Linked DNA regions of Homo sapiens: regions 1, 2 and 4 are each linked to region 3. Evidence: chromatin contacts called from ENCODE Hi-C or POLR2A ChIA-PET data. All regions are on one chromosome and are shown on one strand. The core of a region is the stretch at or near the end of the contact, and the rest is flanking DNA. Distances in the headings are between cores, read along the strand shown.

Region 1 (3,920 bases), core at 1,174-3,673, 820 kb after region 3:
GACAGGTCTTTGCATTAAACCCCTGCCTGAGTCAGAAAAAAAATCCTCCAGACCTTTTTGCTCAATGGCAAGGAGTTGATCCCCTCCAATATGCCCCAGTCCACTTTTGAGCAGGTTGAAGCGTGAGAAAAGTTTATTTTTCCCATGGGGAAAATAAAAGTGCTTTTCCCTATGCACTCACTTCTCCCAGTGAGTGCTTAGTCCTCACTGAGTCTGGGACCCATGAGAGCAGGGGTTTTTTCTCTCTTATAGCTCCCCTACCCTGGTTCCCACCCTGCCTTCTGTGCCTGCACAGAACTGCTCTGTGGAGACGCAGTGGCAATGCCTAGGACACAGTGATGTTCAATGAATGTCTCTTGGTGGATTACGTAAGAGGAGCAGAACCCCCTTCTTCCTCCCTGGATCTATGTCAGGCTGTTTTGTTTATCTGTGTTCTCCTGCTATCACACCCACTTCAGAGACAATGGAACCCAGACCTAGGGGAAGGAAGGGTTCACCCCAGGTCAACTATAGCCCATCAGCAGCAAAGTGAAGGCCAGAACCCAGCTGGGGACATGCTCTGCTGGAGCTGTGGCCCTGCTGAACATGGGCAGGCTCCTCTGCTTACCTCTTGAGGGCTGTCCTCCAGCTATGAAGGAGCTGGGACTGTCCCATACACAAAACCATTGTCCCAGTGTGCCCAGAGGTTTCTTCAAGAGGGCTAAGGGCTGTGGGCTTTGAATGGAGAGGTGGCTGAGGCTTTGAATGGGAGGGACTGAAGGAGGCAATAATCCCACACCCTCACCCAGCTTCAGAGGAGCTGGTACTGAGGTGGTTGCCATGGTGACAATAGCTCCCTGGTCAGGAGATTTTTTCTCTCTTTCCTCTCCTCCCTTTGCTCTTCCCCAAGCAGCAGCAATAGCAGCAGCAACCAGGTCTTTTCCCTCTTCTTCTTAATGAGAGGCAGGGGATGACAAACAAAGAGTAATCCCAGCTGGCCACCTACAATTTGGAGCTGTCCATGTCAGGATGGGCTGGTGGTCTAGGAGGGACTCCTAATAGAAGGGGCCTGGAGAATGTGTGGGAGGAGGTAGCCTGTACCTAGGCTGGTTAAGAAGGAATGTGTCTTCAGTGAGTTCTAAACCAACCCCGCCCCCCTCAGGTCTCCTCTCTTTAATGTCCTCTTGGTTCAGGATCCTGTTTTTCCATAATCAGCCATAGAACCAGAGTGTCTCAGTGCCAGAAGGCTGTTCAAGTTCATCTCACCCAGTCTACCCTCTCTGTTATACCTCTCCCCATTTTCATGAAGGATCAGAGAGGGGAGTGACTTGGCCAAAGTCAAACTTTGGCTGTACAAGATTTGAACCCAGCTCATCTGCCCTCCAGGTATAGTTCACTTTAGGGCCAAGAGCAATACAGCCCACATGGCACCTTGGCAAGGTCCCCACGGAGCAGCAGGAAGGTGGGAGAGAGGGAGCAAATAGTCATACAAATTAGAAAGACATTTGACAGGCAGAATGAGAGGATTTGGTGCCTGGCTGTGAGGGGGGAGGGAGGAGGTATGGAGGTTGGGGCCTTGGCAGCAACTGGACTGACGGTATGGGTGGTCTGCTGGGGGTGGTGTCTTTGGTTCATCCTCCCGCCAGGATGAGAGATGCCAAATATGGGGCCTCTGCCTAGCACTGGGGGCCACTGGGGAGGGCTGTCGAGACTGTGAGGAGAAAAACTGGGGAAGGGGGATTGTCCCCCCCTCAGGTATGCTGTGGGCTCTGTCAGCTTGAGGGGTGGGATGTGGGGACAGTGTCTGGGGACAACAAGGAGGGAGCGCTCTGTGGAGGGGGAGGCTGTCTTTGGGGGCAGGGGCTCCCTGATGAGAAGTGGCTAGGGGCTATCCGTGGAGGTGGGAGTTTGCCATGGTGCTGGGCAGACAACCCATATCCAAACAGGAGGGAGGGTGACCAGCGCCTCCAGCTAGCACCAGCGCCACCACACCCCCAGATGTGTGTGTGTGCATCTGTGTGTGTATGTGTGTTTGCGCGCGTGTATGTTGGGGGCCATAGCAATGGTTGTTCTCACCTGAGCTGGGGATAAGTAGGCGGCTCTGCCTCCTTCTCTGCACCCATGGGCCTGGACTGAGGTGGGGGGTCTCCTGCCCAGGGGTGGGCTCTTCAGTTGCTGCCGCCTAAGGCGGAACCACGGGTCAGGGAGGTGAATCAGGGCAGGACATGAGGATGGGAAGGGAGAGTGGAGGGGGAGGGGGCCAGGGCCTCCGCCCGGTGGGTTTGTTGCCTTGAGGACCCGGTCCCACTCGCATTACCTGAGGCCGGTCGCCGGGTCGCTGGATGGCTCCGAGCCTCGGCGGGCCGCGGGAACCGAGGCTGGCTCGCGGGCCGGCAGCTGTGCTCTCCAAGGTCTGCGCCGGAGCCGCCTTCCAGCTCTTGTATCACTATGTGCCTCCCGAAGGCGACACTATTTGCATAAGCCCCGCCCCATCCCGGGCAGGTTGCACGGCTATTGGCTCCTCTGGAGCGGAGTGGCAGGCGGGGTTTCAGGTGGGGACCGGGTGGCCGGCGAGGCCCGGCCGCAGGAGCGCGCCCCGCCTGCCCGCGCTGACCTTCCCGGAGTCGCCGGGAAGCGGGAGGGCTGCACCCCCATCTGCACCCCTGCCCTGAGGCTCAGCCCCCGGCTTACAAGTCTGGGGTGGAAAGGGTCGACGATGAAAGTGGATTCTCAAAAACAACCTCACCGTTGCTATGGAAACGGGAGAACCACAGCCGAATCTCTAAGCTTCCTTTCCTGGGCCCCAGCATGGGTGGGGGCGGAAGAGGGGATGAGTCACAAGATGAGACCCCCCCCCACACCCATATCCCACCCGAAATTGGGAGGGGCCAAAGAGGAGCTGGGGAGGAGCTGGGTGGGAGAGGGAGGAGGTGGCTGGTCAGCAGTCCACATCTCTGCGTCCCCCCTCCCCACGCATCCACTCCCCTCACGCCGTGGGGCAGAGAGGAGGGTGCTGGTTGCGCGCGGAGAGCGCGGTATGGGTGGCGAAGTCCCAGCCTCTACCTAGCCCCGCGCTAGTCGTGGGTTCCCTCCAGCCACCCCTCTGGCCCTTCATTCCGGTCCCTCCCCAGACGGGCCCTCCTCCTTTCTCATGGACCCCCAAGAGGCCTCTCGCGTTCTCCCCCGAAGGACCCCTATGCCTAGCCATGGATCCTCCATTCCCCACCCTCCCGTTTTCCCGTCCCGCAGACGGAGCCGGTCCCCAGCCGCCGCCAGTCTCCGGCCTCGGATGTTGACACAAACCCGAGGCGGTTTACACTGAGCGGGTCTGGAAGCTTTCAGGGCCCCGGCAACACCTCCTCCCCGCACTTGGGGGTCTCCCCACAGCCCGGGCCGGCCGCCTGGGCTGCACTGGCGTCTGAGAGCTCCTGACACAAGGCTGTGGGAAGGAACCCTTTTAAGCCAAACTGGGGGCAAAAGGGGAGCCAGACATCCCCGGGCTGGGCCACGTGCGGGGCAGGGACTTCTAAGGATCTGTCGAAAGTCGGGGCGGACGGCTGGGGATTGGCCTAATCGGAGCGCGGACGCTGAAGAGCAGCGGTGAGAGGCGGGGCTTCTGTCCGCGCGGCGAAGGTAGAGGTGGGCTGGGCGGGGCGATGGAGGATGGGGTCAGACCTGCCGCGAGTGGGGGCGAGGCTTCTGGAGCTGGTCCCAGAAATGCCTGGGCCAGGCTCGCTGGGGGAGGAACCCGTGGACGTCCCTTTTCTTTAGGACCTGTCCCGTTGCCCCTTGAAACGGTTTTGCTCTACCATTTTCGAGGCTGCGGACTATGCCTTCTCTCTGCGGCCTTAGCGGGGGCTGAGGGCTCCAAGGAACCTGCAGCTGTAGGAGAAGGCGCGTCCTTGGCACTATGGGTTGGTGACTCATGAAAGACAGGTGTT
Region 2 (3,912 bases), core at 633-3,132, 670 kb after region 3:
TCGTGGGGGAAGGGTGAAGAGTAGCTGGGCCAGGAGATGACCTGAAGTCAGATAGATGTGGCCTGCAGGTGATGCAGGAGTCCATGATGACGCCTAAGTTTCTGACCAAGCAGCTAAGTGGATGGTGGAGTCATTTACTGAAACAGGGAAAAGGGGGAGGAAGGGTGTGGGGGAGAAGGCCAAGGCCACATTTTGGACATGTGAAGTGTGAGATGCTCGTGGGATATCCAGCAAAGGTGAAAGGTAGGTGGTTGGACAGGAGTCTGGAGCTCAGGGAGCCATCAGCATGGTGACCCATGTGGACAAGCTTAACTCGGTGATTTCACTGAAAGTCCTGGGACTGGGCGGCGTGATTGCCCAGGGCATGGGTTCTCAGTGGTATCATACTGCCCCCTAGGGGCTACCAGAAACTGCAGTCTATTTTTGGTGGTCAGTAATACGGTGCTACTGGCATTGGAAGGAAGGGATCAGGGAGGGACTCTAGATGTCCTGCAGTCTCCTACGTAATGGAGAGTTACTCTAAATCCTGGACTTTCAAAAGCCCTGAATAACATTCATGTAGATAAGAAAAATCTATTTATAATGATCTGAGCCTACACCCTAACTCCATGTTCCATATAAATCCAAAGAATTATTTTTTTGTATCAAATTTTTCCAGAAATCAACCCATCCTGTCACTTTTCATTTCTTTTTGCTCAGAATTTTACCAAGAGATTTTTACTATTTCAAAACATCATGTTACTTTGATTCTGCCAAAACAACACACCTGAATCAGTCCACACTACTAAGTGCAGCTCTAGGCAGAAGTACACATGTTCAAGTACTTCATACATGTAGTTGCTTCCAAGCATTTGAATACTGAAATGCATATTATGTTATTACAAATTGTTTTCCTTTAATTTCCCTTTATATTACAACTATGAAATAATACTGTGGGGTTTTTCGTTTGAGACAGAGTCTCACTCTGTCACCCAGGCTGGAGTCCAAATGGTGCAATCTTGGCTCATTGCAACCTCTGCCTCCCCAGCTCAAGCCATCCTCCTACCTCAGCCTCCTGAGAAGCTGGGACTATAGGTGTTCACCAAGATGCCTGGCTGGTTTTTGTATTTTTTGTAGAGATGGGGTCTTGCCATGTTGCCCAGGCTGGTCTCAAACTCCTGGGCTCAAGCAATCCTCCCACCTCGGCCTCCCAAAGTGCTGGGATTATAGGCGTGAGCCACTGCACCCAGCCAATACCGTGTTTTTAATTAGGCATTCACTGGAAGGGTGCAGAGCTGTGACTTCCATCTCAGCACACTAGAGCATGAGCTGTAAGAGGCAGGTGCTAGGGTAAAAGGGTGAGAACTATTGAGGTAAAGAGTGAATACAGATACAGAAAAGCCATGGTGAGCACTGGGTCCCTCCAAAAATTTAGAGACTAGGAGGAGGAAGAGACAAGGGAAGAGACTGAGGGAAGACACCATGGGGCAAAAGGTAGGAGAAGAGGGAGGCCACCATTGTCACAGGAAGGCAAGCAGGCCAGGCAGGAGAGAATGATGCAGGCAGGGGAGTAGATCTGGCTGCAGGAAGACTAAATAGTTCTCTTCTGATTGTTTCTATAAATAAGCGACACCATCAGCTGAGAGGGAGAGTGTATGAAGCAATGCTGGAGGGCTGAGGAGTGAAGAAAAGGCGTGTTTTCCAGTCAGACGATGGATGACAAGTACCTCCAGCAATCTGGGAGGACCACTGGGCATTGCTCAAGGTGCCCTTAAGACCTGAGCTCCTCAACTCAAGAGGGACCAGATAGCTCAGGGCTGTGCTTTTCTCTAGCACACAGAGTTCTGCACTACGTAAGAAGGAGCACGAGAGAGGCAGCGGGATCCTTGGCAAGAGGAAGGAGAGTGCATGCAGCGACGGCGCGTGAGATGTGAGTGAGGCAACAGGGCAGTGTGGTGTGGGTGGATGGGCAGCGCATCTATGAGTCTAGGACACGTGCCAACCATGAAAAGCCCCAAAAGGATGACGTGCTGTCACATGAGGAAATCTGAATATGCACTGCAGTTGAGAGAATAGTATTGTAGCAGTGTTTGTTTTCTGATTTTGAGAACTATGTCCTGGTAACATTAAAAATACCCTGTTTCTTATGAAATACATGCTGAAGTATTTAGTGGTAGAGGAACATGAACTCTCCAACTTACTTTCAAATGGCTCTAAAAAAATACGCACTGTCTATAAAAATACACAGAAGGAGAATAAATAGGAAATGATGTTCACCAATATAAACAACTGGTGAACTTGAGTAAATGCCAGCAAAGGTGTATGGGGTTCATCGCACTATTCTTGTAACTCTTCCGTGAGCTTGACATTACATAAAATAAAAAGTTACAAAAACAATAACAAGACACCCCTGTAGGAGCAGACCCAGGCGTCTATGCTTCTTCCTCTTTTAATGAAAGGAGACAAATGGGAACTGAAATAACCCAAAATAAAAAACAGAAAAGCTTTTCAAAGCCCAAAGCTAACTCCACCCTAGCAAGGCTGAACGGTTCTCCTGTGTCTGGTAGCTGGGTCTCCTCCAGATTCCCTGTTTCTCAGCCAGAACCACGGCTCATCCTTCCACCCTGCACGGCCAGCTGCCCTCGCCCAGCCTCCCTTGTCACCACACGATGAGTGGTTCCTACCTGGTCCTGTGTGTTTGAAGATAAAGTTTTCATCATCAAATTTCTTCTTGTAGATGGACTTACCCCTGGTGCCACCGTGGTTTGTGAAATCACTGCCCTGGCAAATGAACTGGGGGATAATGCGGTGGAAGCTGCTTCCCTTGAAGCCGAGTCCTTTAAATGGGTGCACATGTAGAGAAAATTCTCTGGGATTGAGAAAGAGAAAAGTGCTGAGGTAAGAATATCTAACTAGATAATTAAAACTCCAGCTCTCTGTAACATGCCATCTCTACAAAAATAAAAATAATCATTTGGGTCCCAGCCACGGTGGCTCATGCCTGTAATCCCAGCACTTTGGGAGGCCAAGGTGGGTGGATCACCTGAGGTCAGGAGTTCGAGACCAGCCTGGCCAACATGGCAAAACCCCATCTCTACTAAAAATACAGAAACTAGCTAGGCATGGTGGCACACTCCTAGGTGACAAAGTGAGACCCTGTCTCTGAAATAAAATACACACACACCCCCAAACTCCAGCTCTCCAAATCTAAAAAAGTACATAGTACCTTTATTTAAACTAAATGCTTAAGTGTGGAAGTGGCACACAAATAGATAGAACAGACTAGGTGAAAAGAAGAGAAAGTCCCGAATAGACCCAGAAACGTATGAAAATTCAGTATTTCAGCTAGGCATGGTGGCTCACATCTGTAATCTCAGTACTTGGGGAGGCCAAGGCAGGAGGATTGCCTGAGCAGAGGAGTTGGAGACCAGCCTGGGCAACACGGCAAGACCTCATCTCTATTAAAATATATACATAGGCCAGGTGCGGTGGCTCGGGTCTGTAATCCCAGCACTTTGGGAGGCCGAGGTGGGTGGATCACCTGAGGTCAGGAGTTCAAGACCAGCCTGACCAATGTGGTAAAACCCTATCTCTAATAAAAATACAGAAAATTAGCTCGGCATGGTGGCATGTGCCTGTAATCCCAGCTACTCGGGAGGCTGAAGCAGGAGAATCACTTGAACCCGGGAGGCAAAGGTTGCAGTAAGCTGAGATCATGCCATTTTACTCCAGCCTGGGCAACAAGAGTGAAATTCCGTCTCAAAAAAAAAAAAAATATATATATATATACACACACACACACACACACATATACAAAAATGTATATATATGTGTATGTATGTATATGTGTGTGTATATATGCATATATATGTGTGTGTGTGTGTGTGTGCGTGTGTATATATATATATATATATAAAGGAATTAAATATTTCA
Region 3 (3,708 bases), core at 1,209-3,708:
ATCAATACTGTGTTGGCTGATGTTATTTAGGAGCCTGGAAATCTAAGGAGATTGAGAGGTTAAATTCTAGTGGAGGGCGGTGGCTCACACCTGTAATCCCAGCACTCTGCGGGGCTGAGGTGAGCGGATCACCTGAGGTAAGGAGTTCAAGACCAGCCTGGCCCATGTGGTGAAACCGCCTCTCTACTAAAAATACAAAAAATTAGCTAAGCATGGTGGCACATGCCTGTAATCCCAGCTACTTGGAAGGCTGAGGCAACACAATCGCTTGAACCCGGAGGTGGAGGTTGCAGTGAGCCGAGATCATGCCGCTGCACTCCAGCCTGGGCAACATCTTCTGTGTAGTCAGTTACCGCCTACAACTGTCATTTTTCTGCCTTTTACCATTCAGTCTTTCACTTGCTCCATCCAACCACTCTGGCCTCCTTAGACTTCCTGAAACTCTGTTTCTTTCAGGTTTCTGGTCAAAAATTACTTCTTAAGAAAGGCCTTCCCCCCATCACCCTATATAAAATGACACACACATCCCACCTGTCACTTTTTTTTTTTTTTTTTTTTGGAGACAGAGTGTCACTGTTGCCCAGTGGCACAATCACAACTCACTGCAGCCTTGACCTCCTGGGCTCAGGTGATTCTCTCACCTCAGCCTCCACAGTAGCTAGATTACAGGCACACACCATGCCCAGCAATTTTTTTTTTTTTTTAAGAGATGGGAGTTTTGCCATGTTGCCCAGGCTGGTCTTGAGCTCCTGGCCTCTAGCAGTCCACCCACCTCAGCCTCCCAAAGTGCTGAGATTACAGGCATGAGCCACGTGCCTGGCCTCACCTGTTACTCTTTATCCCTAACTTTGCTGTATTTTTATCTGTACCACTTACCACTAGCTGACACTACATATTTATTTATGTATTTCTCTCCCTCAACTAGGATATAAGCTTATGAGAGCCGAGACTTTTATCCTCCCCTGCTTATCTCCAGTGTGCAGAACAGACACCTGAGTAAAATTATTAAATGAAAGAAATGAACGTAAGGAGTTTTTAGACGGAATGACATTCAAAGCATCTGTGACACTTTCAGAGACAACATAGCACAGTACTTTCACAGAGTAGTCCCTTAAGACTTGCTGAAGTTTATTTGCAAAGAGGTAAACTATTATCTGAACCCCAAATAGGTAGCAATTCAAAATTACTAGCCTTCTTTCTTCTAAGACCCAGGAGTTATGCTCCTAGAATTTTCCTCTAAACTTTGCTTCTGTCCAAAGGGCAGTTACCAATTTATTTCCCACTTCCCAAACTTCCTAGTTTCATATGACCCAAGTCCTCATCCCTGCGAACAATTCCATTCTACACCCTTGAATATCCCAGTGAGTTGAGTGACACATAGCAGGCATTCAAATTAGTGCTAAGCCAATAAAGTAAACTGTACCCTACCCCTTGAAATCCTCCTGTTTCCAACACTTTACTCATCTACTTAACTTAGATCTTGAAGCCACGAATGAAGAGATACAGCGTTAACAGTAAGCTTTCATTTTAAAAAGTGAAAACAATGTAACCACCTTGATATGCCCTCGAGCTCTTTAAGCTGTAATTCTACTTTATGAAATATACACAAAATAAGAATTGACACAGACAGACTAAGGAATGGGGGCTGAAAAGCCACAGCCAAATTCGCTATGAATCTCCTACTTTGGGGATTAGGCTCACTCAGCTACTTCATAGCCCACTTGGAAATTCGGTCATTTTTCCAGTTGCTCTTTGTTGGAGGGAAACTTTCTTAACAAGATTCTGAGGACTCCATAAAAACCGTAAGGTGGGAGGAATTGGGATCTGAAGGTCCTTGGCAAACATGTCCACTGCGGCTGCTGGAGGCAAAGCAACGGAAGTTGAAGAGACTTTGCAACAGCTGCAAGAGTTTCACTCCCGGTGCGGAGAAGGGTAGCGGAGCTAGGCTACCCCACCCGGGCGGCGTCCAGCAGCCAGGTCCCTGCTGAACCCCGAGGCCCACCTCGCTGGACCCCGGACGGGCCCCATCTGTTTCCCCTCCTTCCCCACGCTACGGCCCGCTGGGGAACGGGGCAGCGCCGGGGAGCACGACGAGGGCACGAGGTACCCTCTCCTAGCCCAGGCTCACCCTTGGTCAGCGTGTCCAGCACCCCCGACTTCTCCAAGTACCTCCGGAACTGCTCACGCTTCGAGTCGGCGGCCTGAAGAGACACCGGGGGTCAGTGGCCAGAGCCCGGGAGCCGAGCAGGAAGAAGGCGCTGGGAGTCCGGCAACCCCGCCTCCGCCTCACTACCTCGGGGCCCTCCCGCCCAAACCTGCGCGCGCGACCCCACTCCCACCCAGAGCCGACCAGCGGCTTGCTACCGCCCGCATGCCCCCAGCCACGCCGCGCCCCCCTCACTTTGTAATGGGCCATAGTGACAGCGGCAGCGGCGTAGCTGGCGCCGGAGACCGCGACTGGCGGGTTGGGAGCAGCACTGCTCATGCGCGGAAGGGGGCGCGCGCCTGCGCACTTGCAAACCACCGGCCGGGATCGCCGAGGTGTGGCCTGTTTTCATGGCGACCAGGACGCTCTGCATCCCCAGTAGCAGGCTGAGCCGAGGGAGGCTGCGTATGCCCGCCCCTCTGGCTGTCGGAGCCGCACCTCTTCCTCTTCCGGCCCCCGTAGCAATTAGGTTTCTTTGCAGGAGGTGAGATTTTGGTACCTCTGTCCTGGCGTCCGGAGGCAGGGCCCGGGAGCATTGAGACTATTGCGAGAGAAAGGACCGCCGCACGGTGGTAGCGAGCGCATCTTTTTCATCTGGGACCTCGGAAACTGTGGTGACCCATAGGTGCTGGGCTTCTTGGCTCTCGTCCTGAGAAAGTGCTCACAGTGCTTTGCAGTAGCCGAGGAGGGTGTTTAGAATCATATATTTTGGCTTCAGCTTTTATCTTTGGAGTCTCCTTGAGTCGTGGCTGACTTGATGTGGGCCTCTGGAGGATGAGCAGTAACGAGCTTGCAGTAGCTTTTGAGCCAGGCACTGTAGAAAACACGGGTATTTTAAATTTTAATCCTTACAACACCCCTGTAGGGTGGGTATTGTTAATTAAGTGGAGTGGTTAGATGTCCAGTGAGTAGAGTCGAGTCCAATCCGGGCAATGAATCACGATGCTATGAACTGGTGAAGGAAAGCCACGGATCTTCTTAAGATTTTATTTACTAGGTAGCAACATGTGATTATACTCAAGACACATCAGGATGCCAGTCTAGAAGGAAACTTACGTGATTGTGTTCCAGGGGCAAACAGAATTAACCCAGTGTCCAAGGTGGAATTGTATAGATCAAGAACCATTTCCTAAGGCTGTGGTCTCTTCAAAGAGAAAACCTGATCAAACCATTTAGCCTCAATTCTGAACATGTGATTTTCCCAAAATCAGTTACATTCGAAAGGATATCATTTAAAAAAAAAAAAATCCTGATTTGACAACTCTATGTCTTTGAATTTAGAAGTGTTGCTTCACAATCTCGAATTAGAGCTGTTTTTCTCTTGCTTAAATGAGTTTGCAGTTGTCTGTCTTAACAGCTGGTCTTTAGAGCTGCCCCTATCTATTTTTTCTGTGCCCCACGACCACTAGGCTACTTCTCTGATAATATATATAATGTCTAAAAGCCAACCGCTGTTTAGATCTGAAGATCTGTGGGAACCCGCCTACCAATGAGATTGTTCG
Region 4 (3,854 bases), core at 1-2,500, 530 kb after region 3:
ACTAAAAATACAAAAATTAGCTGGGCATGGTGGTGCACACCTGTCATCCCAGCTACTTGGGAGGCTGAGGCAGGAGAATCACTTAAACCTGGGAGGTGGAGGTTGCAGTGAACCGAGATCGTGTCACTGCACCCCAGCCTGGGTGACAATGTGAGACCCTGTCTGGAAAAAAAAAAAAATTAACAACAACAACAAAAAAATTTGGAGACAGGATCTCACTCTGTCGCCAGGCTAGAGTGCAATGACACAATTACAGCTCATTGTAACCTTGAACTCCTGGGCTGAACGATTTTCTCAGCTCAACCTCCCAAGTAGCTAGGACTACAGATGCACATGCCTGGCCAATTTTTTAACTTTTTGTAGAGACGAGTGTCTTGCAATGTTGCTTCGGCTAGTCTTGAACTCCTGGCCTCAAGGGATACCCCTGCCTCAGCTTCTCAAAGTATTGGAATTACAGGTGTGAGCCATTGAGCCCAGCCAGAATTTGCTTCTTTAGAGTCCTGCCTTCAGCTCTCTACTTAGAAATATTTGTCTTTGCCATCTCTGTATATCTGAAATCCTAATGAGTAAATGTGATTCCCTCCATAAAGCCTTCTCTGATACCTCCTGCCTTCCTTCTTCCCACCCTTCTGTCAGGTCTTTTCTAACTTGCAAAGCCCCATGATTTTGTCATCACCATGGTTTTGGTGACCATTAGTCTAAAAAGAGGGATTAATACACTGTCTTTTGGAAAGTCTACAGGCAGGAAAGGGCTTACAGGGGTCATGAGAGTTCCTGCAGAGTGTGTGGAAAGTTTTCTCATGGGTTCACGAGTACATGAGAGCTCAAATAGCATCAAAATCCTTAGTATCCCACTTAAAGCAAACTTCGTGTCATGCTATGTTGCTTTATGAGCCACTCCGTAGCCATGTTTATAATAATAAAAGTACCAAAGGATGGCAGTGACTGATGCCCAACAGGTACAGACTAATACTGTGGAGTTTCTACTTGCTACTAAATAATGCTTGTAAAATCTAAAGATCCTAAGATGAAAGGCATTGTGTAGATTTAAAATGAGCAAGATCCAACCAGTCCTCTGTATCCTCTTCTACTCAGAATTAGTCTTCCAAGAGAGAGCACCCATCAAGGTGGGTGATAAGGCATCATAGAATCTAGGGAAGTGTGAATCTGGGGTCTCCAGATTGTCCCAGAGGGCTGGCATTTTAGGTCTGGAGCAGACAAGGGCAGGATGCCAGGTCCAAAACTTGGAAAGGGAGCTATGTTAGGGTGTGAGGAGACTCCACCCGGCTGTCTTTCATTAGGAAGACTGCAGGAAGGAGCTGGAAGGGCCAGGATTTTTCTTTCTTCTAAGTTCACTGAAGGAAAATCTAACACCAAATTCTGTACTTGGGAATTTCAAAATGAGTAGAGAATTCTTTGAACTCTGTAATCAATTAACCGGAAACTCATTTGAAATTTGGCTTCAGTGCATATGTTTGTGGTTACAGGGGTGGGGGAAATATCTGAAGAGGGTCTCTGGAGCTCCCTGTATTTCTCTTTTAAAAAGTTTATACACAGCATGTGAAATGAACAGATGCTTTTTTTTTTTTGTAGCTATCAGGGCAACAAGAGGTGGAAAGCTGTATCAGGTATTTATTTCAGTCCCTGAGATGGCTATTGGCAGAGTTTCACATACCTAAACTAAGGAGAAACTCATGAACAGATAAAAATTAAGACATGGAGGAGAACTTGTGCTTCCTCTCTTGATTTATTTCTAAACACATACTGATGATTTTTTAAAAAGAGCAAAGCACTCAGAAAGTATTCTTTGGCTTTGGGTTCTGGGGTTTTTTTGGAGGTGCGGTGGGAGGATTAGATTACTATATGTAATTTCTCTTTAGGTTGTATTTAAATTTGTTTTCCTAACACCCTAATTAGAGAGAGTGTGACTGCAGATAATAAGTAATTCGAATCTGAATTTCATAGTCGTAGGAATGCTCCATTTATTTATTTATATGGATCACTGATGAGAGTAGTAAGAATATTGGTAGATAGACATGGGAGGGAATTATTTAAGAAAAGTCTGGATTGGTTGATACCTGACTTGGTGAGGAAACAGTAAAGGAATTTCTGTTCATGAAGTTTGTGATTCCACATCAAGATAATTCTTTATGGCTGGGAACAGTAGCTACGCCTGTAATCCCAGCACTTTGGGAGGCTGAGGTGAGTGGATCACCTGAGGTCAGGTCACCAGCCTGGCCAACAAGGGGTGAAACCCATCTCTACTAAAAATACAAAAAATTAACTGGGTGCGGTGGCGCATGCCTGTAATCCCAGCTATTGGGGAGGCTGAGGCAGGAGAATCGCTTGAACCCAGGAGGCAAAGATTGCAGTGAGCCAAGATTGCGCCACTGCACTCCAGTCTAGGCGACAGAGTGAGACAGAGTCTCACTCAAAAAAAAAAAAAAAAAAAACATTCTTTATAATAGAATAACCACCCATGTTTCATCCAGAGCCAGAATTCCTCAGATTCTTCCAACCAGAGGGGCCCTGGCATGCTAAACAGTCTGTTATGATATCTGAACACTTAAGTGAATGTATTTGGCCAGGGATATTTGCTAGTAAAATTGATCTTTCCTTCCCTGAGTTTTTCCAGTTGTGCTGAATAATTAAAGGAAAATTAAAACCTGGATTCCCTAAACTGTTAAGTATCAGATCTGTAAGCTGTCAGTCCTTAGGATTACAGTGTATCAGAGTTAGAAAGGACTTTAAAATTCATCTGAACAAACTGCAGAAGATTTGTAAATCTGTTTTCCCAAATCTCTGCCAAGTGATTGCTTGAATTTCTGCTCAAACACCTCCAGGGTCAGGAAAGTCACCAGTTTAGGGGACACTCTATTCTTTGAATAGCTGTGAGAAGCTCTTTGTTGGTTTTAAATCTCACATCTTAGTGTGCCAGCTTAAGGAGATACCCAGAACAAGTTTCCTTCCTCCCACGTCTCAGCCCTTCAGATACTTCATGCTAATTACATCTCCTAGAACTTTCTCTAGGTCAGACATTATTGGGTCTTGCACTGTTTGTTCTTCATAGGACAGGGTTTCTAGTGTCTTGGCAGTATACGACCAAGAGGACACAGGATTCTGGGGCAGTGCCTTTAAAAGTTTTAGAACTAAAAAATATTAAAACTAGAAAGGGTGTCAAGACACAACCTAGTCGGCCTCCCCACCCCTTTCAGTTTACAGATGGGCAGAGTCTTTTGGATTTGAGTGGGTAGAATTGATCAGCAGCCGTTGTTGAAGTGAGAAATGAAGTGTAAAGCATTTTACCAGAGAAAGGTCTTTTAGTTGCCTAATTCCGATTACAGGCTTCAGCGCACTTCTCATTTTTGCCAAGGACCAGTCTGATTCCCTAAGTAAGCCTAAGGCTCAGCTCAAGGTTTCAGTGCCAGATCTTCATACACCAGGTGTTGGTTTCACTTACTGTTTGTGTAAAGGATAGAAATAACTTTTCCATAAGTTTTGCGGTATATATTGACCACATGGTCCGACAGAGATTCCGAATTTTAATAGATGTTTTTTTCCTTCATAAAATCAGAGAATGGCCATCACAAATAGAACAGAGTATTGGACCCGTTCAGAGATGCAGCTGCCTCTGGTGGACAGTTTCCTGGGTTGCCCTTTGTACTTTCTTTGTTTAACAGTCACCAGGTGACCAAGTGGCTTTTCTAAAAGCCAAAGGCCGTGGACGACGGGATTGTGAGCGACTTTTCTCTAGTGTTTTCTATTTGAGATTTGAAATACCCATGCTTTTCATCTGGTCCAAGGAGGCTCAGGTTTCCTTGGCTGTGCGCAACTATAAAGGACCCAGGTGTTTG

The links. A loop is a pair of places that touch in the nucleus more often than their neighbours do. ChIA-PET counts read pairs that join two places held with the same protein, here RNA polymerase II (POLR2A). Pooled maps may share reads with other maps.
Region 1: a map of naive thymus-derived CD4-positive, alpha-beta T cell shows a loop between it and region 3 (6-fold over the local background). The contact joins the promoter of HPCAL4 here to the promoter of MYCBP in region 3. A Hi-C loop is called at or near these places in 1 of 168 maps with a recorded cell type or tissue (naive thymus-derived CD4-positive, alpha-beta T cell) and 5 of 50 pooled maps. POLR2A ChIA-PET finds 5 or more read pairs at or near these places in 1 of 52 experiments (activated CD8-positive, alpha-beta memory T cell).
Region 2: a pooled map shows a loop between it and region 3 (4-fold over the local background). The contact joins the enhancer-like site here to the promoter of MYCBP in region 3. A Hi-C loop is called at or near these places in 1 of 168 maps with a recorded cell type or tissue (prostate gland) and 3 of 50 pooled maps. POLR2A ChIA-PET finds 5 or more read pairs at or near these places in 1 of 52 experiments (A549).
Region 4: a loop to region 3 is called in a map of naive thymus-derived CD4-positive, alpha-beta T cell, with 3 times the contacts of the local background. The contact joins the enhancer-like site here to the promoter of MYCBP in region 3. A Hi-C loop is called at or near these places in 3 of 168 maps with a recorded cell type or tissue (CD4-positive, alpha-beta T cell, naive thymus-derived CD4-positive, alpha-beta T cell and posterior vena cava), 2 of 37 single-sample maps with no recorded cell type and 10 of 50 pooled maps. POLR2A ChIA-PET finds 5 or more read pairs at or near these places in 1 of 52 experiments (activated CD4-positive, alpha-beta T cell).

Annotation. Positions count from the first base shown.
Region 1 is chr1:39,689,010-39,692,929 of GRCh38, forward strand. HPCAL4 (hippocalcin like 4) reads right to left here and starts at 2,424. Exons shown (of 4, transcript NM_016257.4): 1 at 2,297-2,424. RefSeq lists silencers at 700-926, 2,201-2,280, 2,501-2,730 and an enhancer at 2,803-3,393.
Region 2 is chr1:39,538,994-39,542,905 of GRCh38, forward strand. It overlaps the pseudogene PPIEL. Among named protein-coding and RNA genes, the nearest start is that of PABPC4-AS1, 24 kb to the right of the region's middle. Within about 2 kb of position 1,883, at least 13 of the 41 ENCODE cell types and tissues checked have a DNase peak (open chromatin) inside an H3K27ac peak, as active enhancers do.
Region 3 is chr1:38,870,890-38,874,597 of GRCh38, forward strand. It overlaps MYCBP (MYC binding protein), which reads right to left and starts at 2,459. Exons shown (of 5, transcript NM_012333.5): 1 at 2,402-2,459; 2 at 2,129-2,201. The coding sequence starts at 2,416. GJA9 (gap junction protein alpha 9) reads right to left here. Exons shown (of 2, transcript NM_030772.5): 2 at 3,180-3,708. The coding sequence ends at 3,662. All of the region lies in intron 1 of RRAGC-DT (RRAGC divergent transcript), which reads left to right. All of the region lies in intron 1 of GJA9-MYCBP (GJA9-MYCBP readthrough), which reads right to left. RefSeq lists an enhancer at 1,493-2,015.
Region 4 is chr1:39,404,306-39,408,159 of GRCh38, forward strand. The region is part of intron 58 of MACF1 (microtubule actin crosslinking factor 1); the gene reads left to right. Among named protein-coding and RNA genes, the nearest start is that of BMP8A, 85 kb to the right of the region's middle. Within about 2 kb of position 1,251, at least 3 of the 41 ENCODE cell types and tissues checked have a DNase peak (open chromatin) inside an H3K27ac peak, as active enhancers do.